Linked DNA regions of Homo sapiens: region 2 is linked to region 1. A link is an interaction called in ENCODE POLR2A ChIA-PET data of the cell type or tissue named here. Cell type or tissue: B cell. All regions are shown on one strand. Links, peaks and the distances in the headings refer to the core of each region. The heading gives the core; the rest is flanking DNA. Region 1 overlaps NCLN (nicalin). Region 2 holds the start of LOC124904615 (a long non-coding RNA gene).

Region 1 (4,000 bases), core at 1-4,000:
CAAGAGAGGGTGGGGAGCTGCCGGTGCGGAAGTAGCCTCTCGGATCATCAGGGCAGATCCAGAGGGTGAAGCCTGTGTCGCTGCTGCTGCAGCACTGGCAGGGGCCTTAAAACCCGAGGAAGCACCCACCGACTCCTCTAGCATTTCCCTGCGGGACGGCGCCGGTGAGGGGTGCAGATGAGTCCACACAGATGAGGGGTTGCCTCACTGTCGGGGGAGCCCTGAACAAGACGTGCTTGCTGTTTTGGGGACCCAGGCCTTGTTGGGGGGTGCCCGAGTGGAAAAGCAGCGGCTTAGGCCGGGGTGGGGAAAGTGTCCTGGAGGCCCCGGCTCCCCATAGACAGGCCTTGGCGGAGGAGCCCTGGGGTTTGTCGATGGCGGCTGTTCTGTTTGTTCCTGTTGGATTGTACTGTGGGCCCGGGAGGCGCGTCCTATTCCCAGCGCCAGTTAGTGTGCAGTGAGACCCGGTAGCCTGGCCTGCGTCACTCCACAGTGGCACAGGCGCTGGGCTCCGCATCCCATGGGGCCATGTCGATTCCCTTTCCCCTGGCTGTGCCCTTTCTCCTGTGAGCAGAGCCCTCTTGGCAGCTGGGCTTTGAGTTCAGCCGTTGAAGGATCTCCAAGTGGAAAAGCATGTTGCAAAAACAGCAAGTAGACTCCCACAGCCAGACGGGGAGTCCCCAGGCCACAGCCGGCCCTCTACCTGCTTTTGTAAATAAAGTTTTTGCTTGTTTGTTTTTGTTTTTTGAGACAGAGTCTCTCTCTGTCACCCAGGCTGGAGTGCAGTGGCGCGATCTCTGCTAACTGCAACCTCCGCCTCCCAGGTTCAGGCGATTGTCTTGCCTCGGCCTCCCGAGTAGCTGGGATTACTGTCATGTGCCACCACGCCCAGCTAATCTTTTGTAATTCTTTTTTTTTTTTTTTTGAGATGGAGTTTCGCTCCTGTTGCCTAGGCTGGAGTGCAATGGTGCGATCTCAGCTCACTGCAACCTCCGCCTCCTAGGTTCAAGCGATTCTCCTGCCTCAGCCTCCTAAGTAGCTGGGATTACAGGTGCCCGCCACCACGGCCAGCTAATTTTTGTATTTTTGGTAGAGACGGGGTTTCACCATGCTGGCCAGGCTGGTCTGGAACTCCTGACCTCAGGTGATCTACCCGCCTTGGCCTCCCAAAGTGCTGGGATTACAGGCGTGAGCCACCGTGCCGGGCTGTGTAAATAAAGTTTTATGGCACACAGCCATGCTGATGCATGTGCAAGCCGTCCATGGCAGTTTCTTAGTTGTAACAGACACCATCTGGTCCCCAAGGCTGAAAATATCCCCTCTGGCCCTTTATGAAAGTCTGCTGGCCCCCGGGCTAGAGCAGAATCCGACTTTGGTGGGGTAAGAGGCAGGGAGGGGTGCACACAGACCCTGAAGGAACCCGAATGCCTGGCTGAGGGGCTCAGCCCCGTTCCCACAAACAGTTATCCTCCTGAGGGGCTCAGCCCCGTTCCTATAAAAACTTAACCTCCTGGCCGGGCGCGGTGGCTCACACCTGTAATCCCAGCACTTTGGGAGGCCGAGGTGGGCGGATCATGAGATCAGGAGATCAAGACCATCCTGGCTAACATGATGAAACCCCGTCTCTACTAAAAAGTACAAAAAATTAGCCGGATGTGGTGGCGGGTGCCTGTAGTCCCAACTACTCTGGAGGCCGAGGCAGGAGAATGGCGTGAACCCGGGAGGTGGAGCTTGCAGTGAGCCGAGATCGTACCACTGCACTCCAGCCTGGGCGACAGAGTGAGATTCCGTCTCAAAAAAAAAAAAAAAAACACAAACAAAAAAAAAAAACTTATTCTCCTGCTCTCCCCGATTTTTAAAGATTTCGACCTGAGGGCCAGAGCAGGAGTGGGTCCCTGTTCCCGGCTCTACCTCCTCCCTGGAGGAGCTCCCTGGGGCTCCCAGAGTCAGAGGCTGGCACCTCCTGTGGTCCTCAGTGCTGAGGCCGATGCTGGCACCCAGCGGACGGGCCCCACGTGGCCCAGAGGGGAGGGGTCTCCAAGCCCCACACACGGGTCACCTGCCCCAGGAACAGCCAGGCCATTCCCCTGCTCTCTATCCACAGGGGCGGCTGACGGGGCTGGGCGGAGAGGACCTTCCCACCATCGTCATCGTGGCCCACTACGACGCCTTTGGAGTGGCCCCCGTACGTATGTGTGTCCCCATTCCCCCCACCCCACAGGGCTTGGATTCTGGCTCCAGTCCAGTGCCGAGGCAAAGCGCCTGTAGGGGATGGCGGCCAGGGTCAGCGGCTCTCCCTGTGACGGCCTTTGCCCGTCATCCTGGTCCCCGCGAGGGCCTCAGGGTGGGTGTCGTGGGGCTGAAACAGGCCCGGCTCTTGCCCCGGGGTCGCAGGTTCCAGGGCACGGCGGTGTCTGTGTCAGAGGCTGAGCCCAGGGAGTCTGAGTCAGGGTTCCCCGGGCCAGCGCTGGGTGCCGTGGCTCCACACGAGGCCTCCTCGAGGCTGTGGTTTGTCCCAGCGAGCGGTCATGGAGCACGTAGCAGAGTCCGCGAAGGGAAAGGCGCGTGCGGTGAGTTGGGGAGGCCAGTCCTGGCTTCCAGGCCCTCTCCCTGTGTGTCACGTGGAACACGCCTCATTGTCAGCAGTGAGCTGGGACGACAGCCCAAAGCACTGTCACCAGCGAGACTTCCAGAGACCCAGCGCCCGGTTCCTATGGGAGCTGGTTCTACAGCCCCTGCTGCCTGGCCCATGCCGGGATTCCAGACTCCGGAGGGAAGCAGGGCCCGTGTGTAAACCATGGTGTTTGCAGGAACAGCTTTGGACCCAGAGCCTGTCCTGTCAGCGAGGGTCGGGGGCCCTGCTGCAGGTTCCTGGTCTCAGGCCTGCGGCACAAGCTTGGTTCTGCTCAGCGTGGGTTGAGCGGGAGTGGGGTGGGGGGGCATGTACCACGGTGTCAACCAGCACCCTGCCTCCTCCTTTTTTTTTTTTTTTTTTTTTTTTTTTAATTGAGACAGTCTTGCTCTGTCCCCCAGGCTGGAGTGCAGTGGCACAATCTCGGCTCACTGCAACCTCTGCCTCCTGGGTTTAAGCGATTCTCCTGCCTCAGTCTCCCGAGTAGCTGGGACCACAGGCACCCGCCACCACACCTGGCTAATTTTTTTTATTTTTAGTAGAGACGGGGTTTCACCACGTTAGCCAGGATGGTCTCGATCTCCTGACCTCATGATTTGCCCTCCTCAGCCTCCCAAAGTGCTCGGATTACAGGCCTGAGCCACCGCACCCAGTCCTGCCTCCTTTGAACACAAATCAGCTGAACCAGGCAGAGTGCGGAGGGTCTGGGCAGATCTGCTGCCTGGCTGAGTGCCCGACCCCTTGGAGGGCCAGGCCCCCAGCCTTGAGAATGCCTGGTCCCGCTGGGCCCACACAAACTCAAGCTGCTCAGAGCAATGCCTCTTGAACTCCTGACCTCAGGCAATCCACCCGCCTCGGCCTCCTAACCTGCTGGGATTACAGGCATGAGCCACCGCGCCCACTGCCTTTCTCTGTCCTCATTGTCCCCTATGAAGCTTTTTTTGTTTTAAATTTATTTTATTTATGTATTTTTTTTTTTTTTTTTGAGACGGAGTCTCGCTCTGTCACCAGGCTGGAGTGTAGTGGCGAGATCTGGGCTCACTGCAACCTTCGCCTCCCGGGTTCAAGCGATTTTCCTGCCTCAACCTCCGGAGTAGCTGGGACTACAGGCGCGTGCCACCACACCTGGCTCATTTTTTGTATTTTTAGTAGAGATAGGGTTTCACCATGTTGGCCAGGATGGTCTTGAACTCCAGACCTTGTAATCTGCCCATCTTGGCCTCCCAAAGTGCTGGGATTACAGGCGTGAGCCACCGAGCCCAGGCAAATTTATTTTTTGAGATAATGATAGAACATAAAGTTCACCATTTTAGAGCGTACGAGTGGGTTTTAGTACATCCAAAGTTGTACGGTCTCCACCTCTAATTC
Region 2 (10,008 bases), core at 866-4,865, 70 kb before region 1:
AGCTTGTGCAAAGGTCCTGGGGCAGGACCATGCCTGATGTGTTGGAGGAGCAGCGAGGAGGCCCGTGTGGTTGGAGCGGAGGGAGGGGGGGAGGGCAGGGAGGGTTGGTCTTTTACCCTCAGAGGGAGGTGGGAGCCCTGGAGGGACGCAGGCAGAGCAGAGACAGGACCTGACAGGTGCTCACAGGCGGCCTCTGGTGGCTGCTGCTGGGAGGACAGACGGGTGAGGGCGGGAGCCAGGGGACAAGGCTGGTGCAGGTGGCAATGATAGGTGTGGATCAGATGGCAGAAGCAGAGGTGGGTGAGTCAGCTAAGGGGCGTTGAGTGCTGGGGGGAGCTGGGCCCGGCATGGATATCGCAGGTGCATATAGTGCCCCCAGTGGCCAGCAGGAGTCGCCCCAGACAGCTCCTTGCCTGCCCCTAGCCCCCTGCCCATCCTAAAAGGAAAACCGAGGCACAGAGGGTGAGCGTCTTGCCTGAGGCAGCTTGCCCTGACGGCTGGCCAGTCCTTCCTAGGTCCTGACAACAGCCCTAGCCTGTTCAGCTGGGCAGGCAGCTCCAGCACCCCCCGCAGAATCCATAGGACCCGGAGCAAAATGAAAACACAGGGTCCCTGTTTAAAAATTCCGAGGAGGCCGGGTGCAGTGGCTCATGCCTGTTATTCCAGCACTTTGGGAGGCCGAGGCGGGCGGATCGTTTGAGGTCTGGAGTTCAAGACCAGCCTGGCCTACATAGCGAAACCTCGTCTCTACTTAAAATTCAAAAAATTAGCCGGGTGTGGTGGCGCATGCCTGTAGTCCCAGCTACTTGGGAGGCTGAGGCACAATGATCGTTTGAACCTGGGAGGCAAAGGTAGCAGTGAGCCGAGATGATGCCACTGCACTCTAGCCTGGGCGAAGAAGTGAGACTCCTCAAGATAAATAAATAAACAAATAGGCCAGGTGCAGTGGCTCATACCCATCTCTACTAAAAATACAAAAATTAGTCGGGCGTGGTGGCTCACGCCTCTAATCCCAGCATTTTGGGAGGCTGAGGTGGGTGGATCACTTGAGGTCAGGAGTTCGAGACCAGCCTGGTCAACAAGGTGAAACTCCGTCTCTACCAAAAATACAAAAATTAGCTGGGTGTGGTGGCGGGCGCCTGTAGTCCCAGCTACTCAGGAGGTTGAGGCAGGAGAATCGCTTGAACCCGGGAGGCAGAGGTTTCAGTGAGCCAAGATCGTGTCATTGCACTCCAGCCTGGGTGACAGAGTGAAACTTTCTCTAAAAAAAAAGGTGGCTGGGAGTGGTGGCTCACGCCTGTAATCCCAGCACTTTGGGAAGCCGAGGCGGGCGGATCACGAGGTCAGGAGATTGAGACCATCCTGACTAACACTATGAAACCCGGTCTCTGCTAAAAATACAAAAAATTAGCCGGGTGTGGTGGCGGGTGCCTGTAGTCCCAGCTACTTGGGAGGCTGAGGCAGGAGAATGGCATGGACCGGGGAGGCAGAGCTTGCAGTGAGCCAAGATCGCACCACTGCACTCCAGCCTGGGCAACAGGGTGAGACTCTGTGTCAAAAAAAAAAAAAAAAAGCAAAATCTTAGAGTTATTGGAAGTGTAAATTGGTGCATGCACTTTGGCAAAAGATAGTTAATATCTAGGAAATACTTTATAACCCAGCAATTCTACCATTGGGTATTTACCTACAGAAAGCCACACATATAATCACAAAAGACATGTACCAAATGCCCATAGCTGCCCTATTCATTACAGCCCCAAACTAAAATTTAACCAAATGCCCATCAACAGTAGAATGGATGAATAGATTGTAGTTTATTTATCCAGAGGAATAGTCTATGACAATCAGGATTAATGAACCACAACCATGTACACAATATGAGTTAATCACACAAACATCACGTGGAATGATAGAAGCCAGATGTACCTGAACTCATTTTATGTAATTCTGTGTGCATAAAGTTCAAAACTGGCAAAAATTCACCATGATTTTGAGGATTTTTTTTTTTTTTTTTTTTTTGAGATGGAGTCTTGCTCTGTTGCTCAGGCTGGAGTGCAATGGTGCAATCTCGGCTTACTGCAACCTCTGCCTCCCAGGTTCAAGTGATTCTCCTGTCTCAGCCTCCTGAGTAGCTGGAATTACAGGCACCTGCCACCACATCTGGCTAATTTTTGTATTTTAGTAGTGACAGGGTTTCTCCATGTTGTCCAGGCTGGTCTTGAACTCCTGACCTCAGGTGATCCACCTGCCTCAGCTTCCCAAATTTTTGGGATTACAGCTGTGAGCCACTGCGCCTGGCCTGAAAGGTCTAATATTTTAAGCTTCTACTCCCAAGAAATTAGAAAGAGAAGAGCAAACTAAACACAAACTAAAGAGAAAATAATAGAATAGAAATCAATGGAATAAAAAATAGAAAAACAGTATAGAAAAATCAATAAAGCCATAAGCTGGTTCTTTGAAAAAAATTAATGAAATTGATAAACCTTTAGTCTAGATTCACCCTCCAGAGAGAAAAAGAAATTACCAGCAACAGGCACAAAGGAGGGGATATCATTACTCACCCTAAAGAAATTTAAAGGATAATAAGGGAATACTACAAATAAGTGTATGCACATAAATTTGACAACTTAAAGGAAATGGACCAATTTCTCGAGAGACACAAGCTACCAAAACTCACTCAGGAAGAAACAGAAAACCTGAACAGTCCTATACGTATTAAAGAAACAGAATTTGAAGTTAAAGTCTTCTAAAGAATAAAACATTTGGGAGGCTAAGGCGGGTGGATCACGAGGTCAGGAGATCAAGACCATTCCGGCTAACGCGGTGAAACCTCGTCTCTACTAAAAATACGAAAAAATTAGCTGGGCATGGTGGTGGGTGCCTGTAGTCCCAGCTATTTGGGAGGTTGATATAGGAGAATGGCGTGAACCCGGGAGGCAGAGCTTGCAGTGAGCCAAGATCATGCCACTGCACTCCAGCCTGGGTGACAGAGCGAGACTCTGTCTCAAACAACAACAACAATAAAAAATGAAAAATAAAATAAAACTTTAGGCCCAGATGGTTTTAGTGGTGAATCCTATCAAACATTTAAAGAAAAAATAACATCAAATTCTTCACAATCTGTTTCAGAAAATAGAAGAGGATGGAATACTTCCCAACTCATTTTAAGAGGCCAGTATTATCCTGATACCAAAATTAAAGACAGTACAGGGAAATTACAGATCAGTATACTCAAAAACATAGATACTAAAATCCTTAACAAAATATTAGCAAGTGAAATAATGAAATCCAGTGATATACAGAAAGAAAACCACCTCACCACCAGGTGGCATTTATCCCAGGAATACAAGACAAGCTCAACATTGGAAAATCAGTCAATATAACTTGCCATATTAACAGACGAAAGAAAAACTACATGATCATATCAATAGATAAAGAAAATACATTTGATACAATTCAACTTTCATTCATGATAAAAATTCTAAGCAAATTAGGAGTAGAAAGGAACTTCCTCAACCTGATAAAGGGCATCTGTAACAAACCACAGCTAAACAACAACAACAAAAATACTATTGGCCAGGTGTGGTGTCTCATGCCTGTAATCCCAGCACTTTGGGAGGCTGAGGTGGGTGGATCACCTGAGGTCAAGAGTTCAAGACCAGCCTGGCCAACATGGTGAAACCCCCGTCTCTACTAAAACTACAAAAATTAGCTGGGCGTGGTGGCACATGCCTGTAATTCCAGCTACTCGGGAGGCTGAGGCAGGAGAATCACTTGAACATGGAAGGGGGAGGTTGCAATGAGCCAAGATCACGCCATTACACTCTAGCCTGGGCAACAAGAGCAAAACGCTGTCTCAAAAAAAAAAAAAAAGAAAAGAAAAGAAAAAAAAGAAAAAAATATGTACACAAATGTATATAGCAGCTCTGTTCATGATCACCTCAAACTGGAAGCAACCAAATGCCCCTCACGGTTGGATAAAGGGGAATGCATCCACACAGGGAAATACCACTGGACCATCCAAAGCAACGAACTTCTGATACACTCGGCAACACAGAGGAATCGCAAATGCTAACTGAAAGAAGCCAGTCTCAAAAGCTACTTTCTGGACCAGGTGCGGTGGCTCACGCCTGTAATCCCAACGTTTTGAGAGGCTGAGCTGGGAGGCCAGGAGCTCCTGAGCAGCCTAGGCAACACAGAGAAACCCATCTCTACAAAAATAAAAAAATTAGGGCCGGGCGCGGTGGCATCCGCCTGTAATCCCAGCATTTTGGGAGGCTGAGATAGGTGGATCACTTGAGGCCAGGAGTTCAAGACCAGCCTGGCCAACAGGGCGGAAACTTTGTCTCTACTAAAAATACAAAAATTAGGCGGGCACGGCGGCTCGCACCTGTAATCCCAGCTACTCGGGAGGCTGAGGCAGAAGAATTGCTTGAACCTGGGAGGTAGAGCTTGCAGTGAGCTGAGATCGTGCCACTGCACTCTAACCTGGGCGACAGAGTGAGACTCTGTCTCAAAAAAAAAAAAAAAAAAAAACATTAGATGGTGGTGGTGCGCAGTACTCGGAAGGCTAAGGTGGGAAGATCGCTTGAACCCAGGAGGTCAAGGCTGCAGTAAGCCATGATTGCACCACTGCACTCCAGCCTAGGCGAGAGAGAAGGGCCTTGTCTCAAAAAATAAAATAAAAAACATAGCAACAGCTATTTCCCTCGGAGCGAGCGGGGGCGGCGGCCTGTGCAGCAACGGCCAGGATCAAGGCCCAAGACCTTCTCGGGAAGAAGGAGGAGGAGCTGCTGAAACAGCTGGACGACCTAAAGGTGGAGCTGTCCCAGCTGCGCGTCGCCAAAGTGACGGGCGGCGCGGCCTCCAAGCTCCCTAAGATCCGGGCGCGGTGGCTCACGCCTGTAATCCCAGCACTCTAGGGAGGCCGAGGCGGGCGGATCACGAGGTCAGGAGATCGATACCATCCTGGCTAACACAGCGAAACCCCGTCTCTACTAAAAATACAAAAAAATTAGCCGGGCGTGGTGGCGGGCGGCTGTAATCCCAGCTACTCACTCGGGAGGCTGAGGCAGGAGGATGGGGTGAACCCGGGAGGCGGAGCTTGCAGAGAGCCGAGATCTCGCCATTGCGCTTCTGCCTGGGCGACAGAGGGAGACTCTGTCTCAAAAAAAAAAAAAAAAAAAAAAAAAAAAAAAGATCCGAGTCGTCCGCAAATCCATTGCCCGTGTTCTCACGGTTATTAACCAGACTCAGAAAGAAAACCTCGGGAAATTCTACAAGGGCAAGAAGTACAAGCACCTGCACCTGCGGCCTAAGAAGACACGCGCCGTGCGCCGCCCGCTCAGCAAGCACGAGGAGAACCTGACGATCAAGAAGCAGCAGCAGAGCGAGCAGCTGTCCCCAGTGCGGAAGTGCGCGGTCAAGGCCCGAGTGGCGCGTTGTCAATAAAGCACAGCTGGCTGAGAAAAAAAAAAACAAAAAAAAAAACACCAAAACAAACAAACAAACAAAAAACACAGCCACAAAGAGCCAATCCACGGTCAGGAGGGAGTTGTTCCGGTGATGGAACTACATTCTGTATCCTGTTTATAGCAGTAATTTACACGAATCTCTACAGCTGTTAAAACTCATAGAAACCAGGCCGGGCGCGGTGGCTCACGCCTGTAATCCCAGCACTTTGGGAGGCCGAGGCGGGCGGATCACGACGTCAGGAGATCGAGACCAGTCTGGACAACATGGTGAAACCCCGTCTCTACTAAAATACAAAAAAAATTAGCCCGGCGTGGTGGTGGGCACCTGTAGTCCCAGCTATTCGGGAGGCTGAGGCAGCAGAATGGCGTGAACCCGGGAGGCTCAGCTTGCAGTGAGCCGAGATCGTGCCACTGCACTCCAGCCTGGGTGACAGAGACAGACTCCGTCTCAATAAATAAATAAATAAATAAATAAATAAATAAACTCATAGAACCATACACCAAAGAAAGTAAATACAATGCTACATAAATTTAGACAATTAAAAACAAGATCTTTTTTTGGGGGGGACAGACCCTTGCTCTGTCAACCCAGGCTGGAGTGCAGTGGGTCAATCATAGCTCACTGCAGCCTCAACCTCTCTGGCCTAAGCAATCCTCCCACCTTAGCCTCTGGAGTACCTGGGACCACAGGCATGAGCCACCACCCCCGGCTAATTTATTTTATTTTATTTTTTAGAAATGGGGTCTCACTGGGAAGGTGGAGGTTGCAGTGAGCTGAGACCGAGCCATTGCACTCCAGCCTGGGCAACAATAACAAAACACCGTCTCAAAAAAAAAAAAAAAAAAAAAAAAGAAAGAAAGAAAGAAAAAAGAAAAAAAGAGATAGAGTCTCACTATGTTGCCCAGGCTGGTCTTGAACTCCTGGGGTCAAGCAATCCTCCCACTTCAGCCTCCCAAAGTGCTGAGATTATAGGCATGAGCCAACATGCCCAGCTGAAATAGATCTTATTAGCAAAAAATACCCCCCAAACCCGGAAATAAATATTAATACCACAGAAGTCAGAATGATAGTTACTGCTGGGAAGGTAGAGATTACTATGAGGAAAACACTAGGGGTCTTTGTGGGGCTAAGGTCTTTTTTTTTTTTTTTTTGAGACAGAGTCTTGCTTGTCACCCAGGCTGGAGTGCAGTGGCACGATCTCAGCTCACTGCAACCTCCACCTCCCAGGCTCAAGCAATACTCCTCCCCCGGCCTCCCGAGTAGCTGGGATTACAGGTGTGCACCATCACACCTGGCTAACTTTTCTATTTTTAGTAGAGACGGGGTTTCACCATGTTGTCCAGGCTGGTCTTGAACTCCTGACCTCAGGTGATCTGCCCACCTTGGCCTCCCAAAGTGCTGGGATGACAGGCGTGAGACACCGCGCCCGGCCTGAAAATGTCCTTAGTCTTGGCCTCAGTGGATTCTGTGGATACCGGCTTCACAACAATTTATTAGGTAATACATTCAGGTTTTATGTGTTTTCTGAAAGAAATATTTTCTACACACACAAGCTCACCCTGGTGTTCCCAGCTGAGCTAATAATACACGACAAATGCTCAGCATGTGGCAAGGAAGTAGCTCAGCCCGTTTAGGGAACCGCAAGGGAGGTTTGTTCAGCAGCTGGAGAAGTGGGCAGAGCCTGGGCCCTGGATCCAGGGAGCCGGCTCATTAATTCTGAAGCCAGCGGGAGCCACAGAGGGTCTGCCACCCTGGTCCAGGCTGTGAAGATGGCGGGTGCTGGTATCCTGTCCAAAAATGCCGCAGGGAGATGCTAGGAGAGTGGCCCCCTGGGCTCACCCTGTGGGGCCTGTGGCTCAGCCTCGTCTCCCAGTTTTGCTGGTCATTTCTGTTTCAACCATCCTGGAAGATCTGCACGGCCATGACCTATTTCTGCGTTTCTTTGCCTGTCCTGGGTGGGACTGCCCCTCGTTGCTGCTATCCGGTTGGGGGCGGGAAGGTGGGTGGCTGGGTGGGCAGATGGCACCTGCCAGCCCCAGTGACCAGATGGGGGCCCCTATCGTACTTCCCATCTGTCATTCGTTATGAATCAACAGTGGAGAAAACCACACGTTTGTGCTGAGCTGGTGAAGCTGCGTCAACGGCTGTCACCGAGCCCTGGTGTCTGGGAGGAGGTGGGGACGGTGGCTGCCAATGGCTGTGTGGCCCTGGGCACGTAATTCGCCCTCTCTGTGCCTTGCCCTATCTGTAAAGGGACCAGAGGCCCCCGAAGTACAAGAATTACGTGTATCTCTTGGGGAGGAGAGTTTTGATCCAGAACTTTCTAGAATTTTCTACAGCCTGTCAATGGGGGTGGGGAATCTTCACCCAAACACTCTGGCTCTGAGTACCTAGGAAGCAGCAACGTTTCTACCAAGCTGCCAGCCACCAGCCCACCCCTAGGGCCCTGAAGTCCCAGAGGGATCAGGTCAGGGCGGCCTCATGGCACTCATTGGGAAGATCTCCTTGACCAGTGAGGTCCACTCCCAAAGTCCCTCTTACACCCGATCTGCCTGTCTGACTTCTGATCCTGAATATCACTTGTCTGTGCGACCTTTGTTGATCCATTTAGAGCAATGACCTTGAACCTTCCCCAACAACATCTCTGCTTAATTTTTCTGGCAGAATTTTTCACCATCCAACGGGCTCAGGTGTATTAAAAAATATATATATTTTACACGTGTGTGTATATATATACACACATATATATTTTTATGTATAATATACATATATGTATATTAAAATGTATACTTTTATGTGTGTATATATGTATGTGTATATATGTATGTGTGTCTATATATTGTGTATATATATGTATGTGTATATATGTATGTGTATATACATATATGTATGTGTGTCTATATATTGTGTATATATATGTATGTGTATATATATGTATGTGTGTGTGTGTATATATATACATAGAGAGAGAGGGAGAGTTTTGTTTTGTTTGTTTCTGGAGACAGGGTTTCACTATGTTGCCCAGGCTGGAGAGCAGTGTTATGATCTCGGCTCACTGCAGCCTCCATCTTCGGGGTTCAAGTGATTCCCTTGCCTCAGCCTCCCAAGTAGCTGGGACTACTGGTGCGTGCCAACATGCCCAACTAATTTTTGTATTAGTAGAGATGGAGTTTCTCCATGTTGGCCAGGCTGGTCTCAAACTCCTGACTTCAAGTGATCCTCCTGCCTCGGCCTCCCAAAGTACTTTGATTACAGATGTGAGCTCCCGCACTCACCTGGCCAAATTTTTTATTCTTTTATTTTTTATTTTTTTTGAGATGGAGTCTCACTTCGTCGCCAGGCTGGAGTGCAGTGGCACGATCTCAGCTCACTGCCACCTCTGCCTCCCGGGTTCAAGCGATTCTCTTGCCTCAGCCTCCCAAGTAGGTGGGACTACAGGCGTGCACCACCACGCCCGGCTAATTTTTGTATTTTTAGTAGAGACGGGGTTTCGCCGTGTTGGCCAGGCTGGTCTCGATTTCTTGACTTTGTGATCTGCCCGCCTTGGCCTCCCAAAGTATAGGGATTACATGCGTGAGCCACCAGGCCCAGCCTAAAATTTATTTTATTATCTGTTCTTTAACTAGAACCTTAGGTAAGGAGGTCTGGGATCTGTGTCTCTTGGCTACCGTGCCTGGCACACAGTTGGCGCTCCATGAATGCACGCACAATGAAGGGATGGCCCTGCCTGGAATCTGCCTGGTAGGCGTCTAGACTCTGGGGCCCCGCAGGTGAGGGATAGGCTCCCGGCTCTGCCTTGTGCCAGCCCCACCGGTCACTCCCCTGCTCTATGCCTCAACCTCCTCATCAGTCAAACAGGGATGACAGTAGTAACTATACAGGGTGATGTGAGTGTAAAACCAGCTAATGTGAGCCAAAACCCGGCTAATTTTTGTATCTTTAGTAGAGACAGGGTTTCGCCATGTTGGCCAGGCTGGTTTCGAACTCCTGACCTCAGGCAAGCTGCCCACCTCTGCAGGGTGGATCACCTGAGGTCAGGGCAGAGTCGCTGGAAACAGTCCATGACACCTGGCCTGAGCTGTTTCTTAAAAATATATCAGAAGGGCCGAGCGTGGTGGTTTATGCCTGCAATCCCAGCACTTTGGGAGGCCGAGGCGGGTGGATCACCTGAGGTCAGGAGTTTGAGACCAGCCTGGCCAACGTGGTGGAACCCTTTCTCTACTAAAAATCCAAAGTTAGCCCGGCGTGGTGGTGGATGCCTGTAATCCCAGCTACTCGAGAGGCTGAGGCAGGAGAATTGCTTGAACCTGGGAGGCAGATGTTGCAGAGTCAAGATCCTGCCACTGCACTCCAGCCTGGGCAATAAGAGTGAAACTCTGTCTCAAAAAAAAAAAAAAAAATATATATATATATATATATATATATATATATATATATATATATATATACACATATATATATATACACACACATATATATATGATATATATATAATGTATCAGCAGTAGCACGGGTCTGACGGTTCCTGATTGG

Evidence for each region. ChIA-PET counts read pairs that join two places held together with the same protein. Peaks named below come from ENCODE experiments on the same cell type or tissue, not always from the same donor. Only the 100,000 strongest peaks of a DNase experiment are listed, where the experiment ranks them.
Region 2: POLR2A ChIA-PET joins it to region 1 with 9 read pairs; 8 of 35 experiments call an interaction of 5 or more read pairs at or near these places.

Annotation. Positions count from the first base shown.
Region 1 is chr19:3,196,713-3,200,712 of GRCh38, forward strand. It overlaps NCLN (nicalin), which reads left to right. Exons shown (of 15, transcript NM_020170.4): 5 at 2,105-2,185. Among named protein-coding and RNA genes, the nearest start is that of NCLN, 13 kb to the left of the region's middle. In B cell, for the core only: no CTCF peak of the experiment used is centred there; no DNase peak of the experiment used is centred there.
Region 2 is chr19:3,125,970-3,135,977 of GRCh38, forward strand. It overlaps LOC124904615 (a long non-coding RNA gene), which reads right to left and starts at 662. Exons shown (of 3, transcript XR_007067092.1): 1 at 1-662. It also overlaps the pseudogene RPL35P10. In B cell, for the core only: no CTCF peak of the experiment used is centred there; a DNase peak (open chromatin) is centred at 3,342.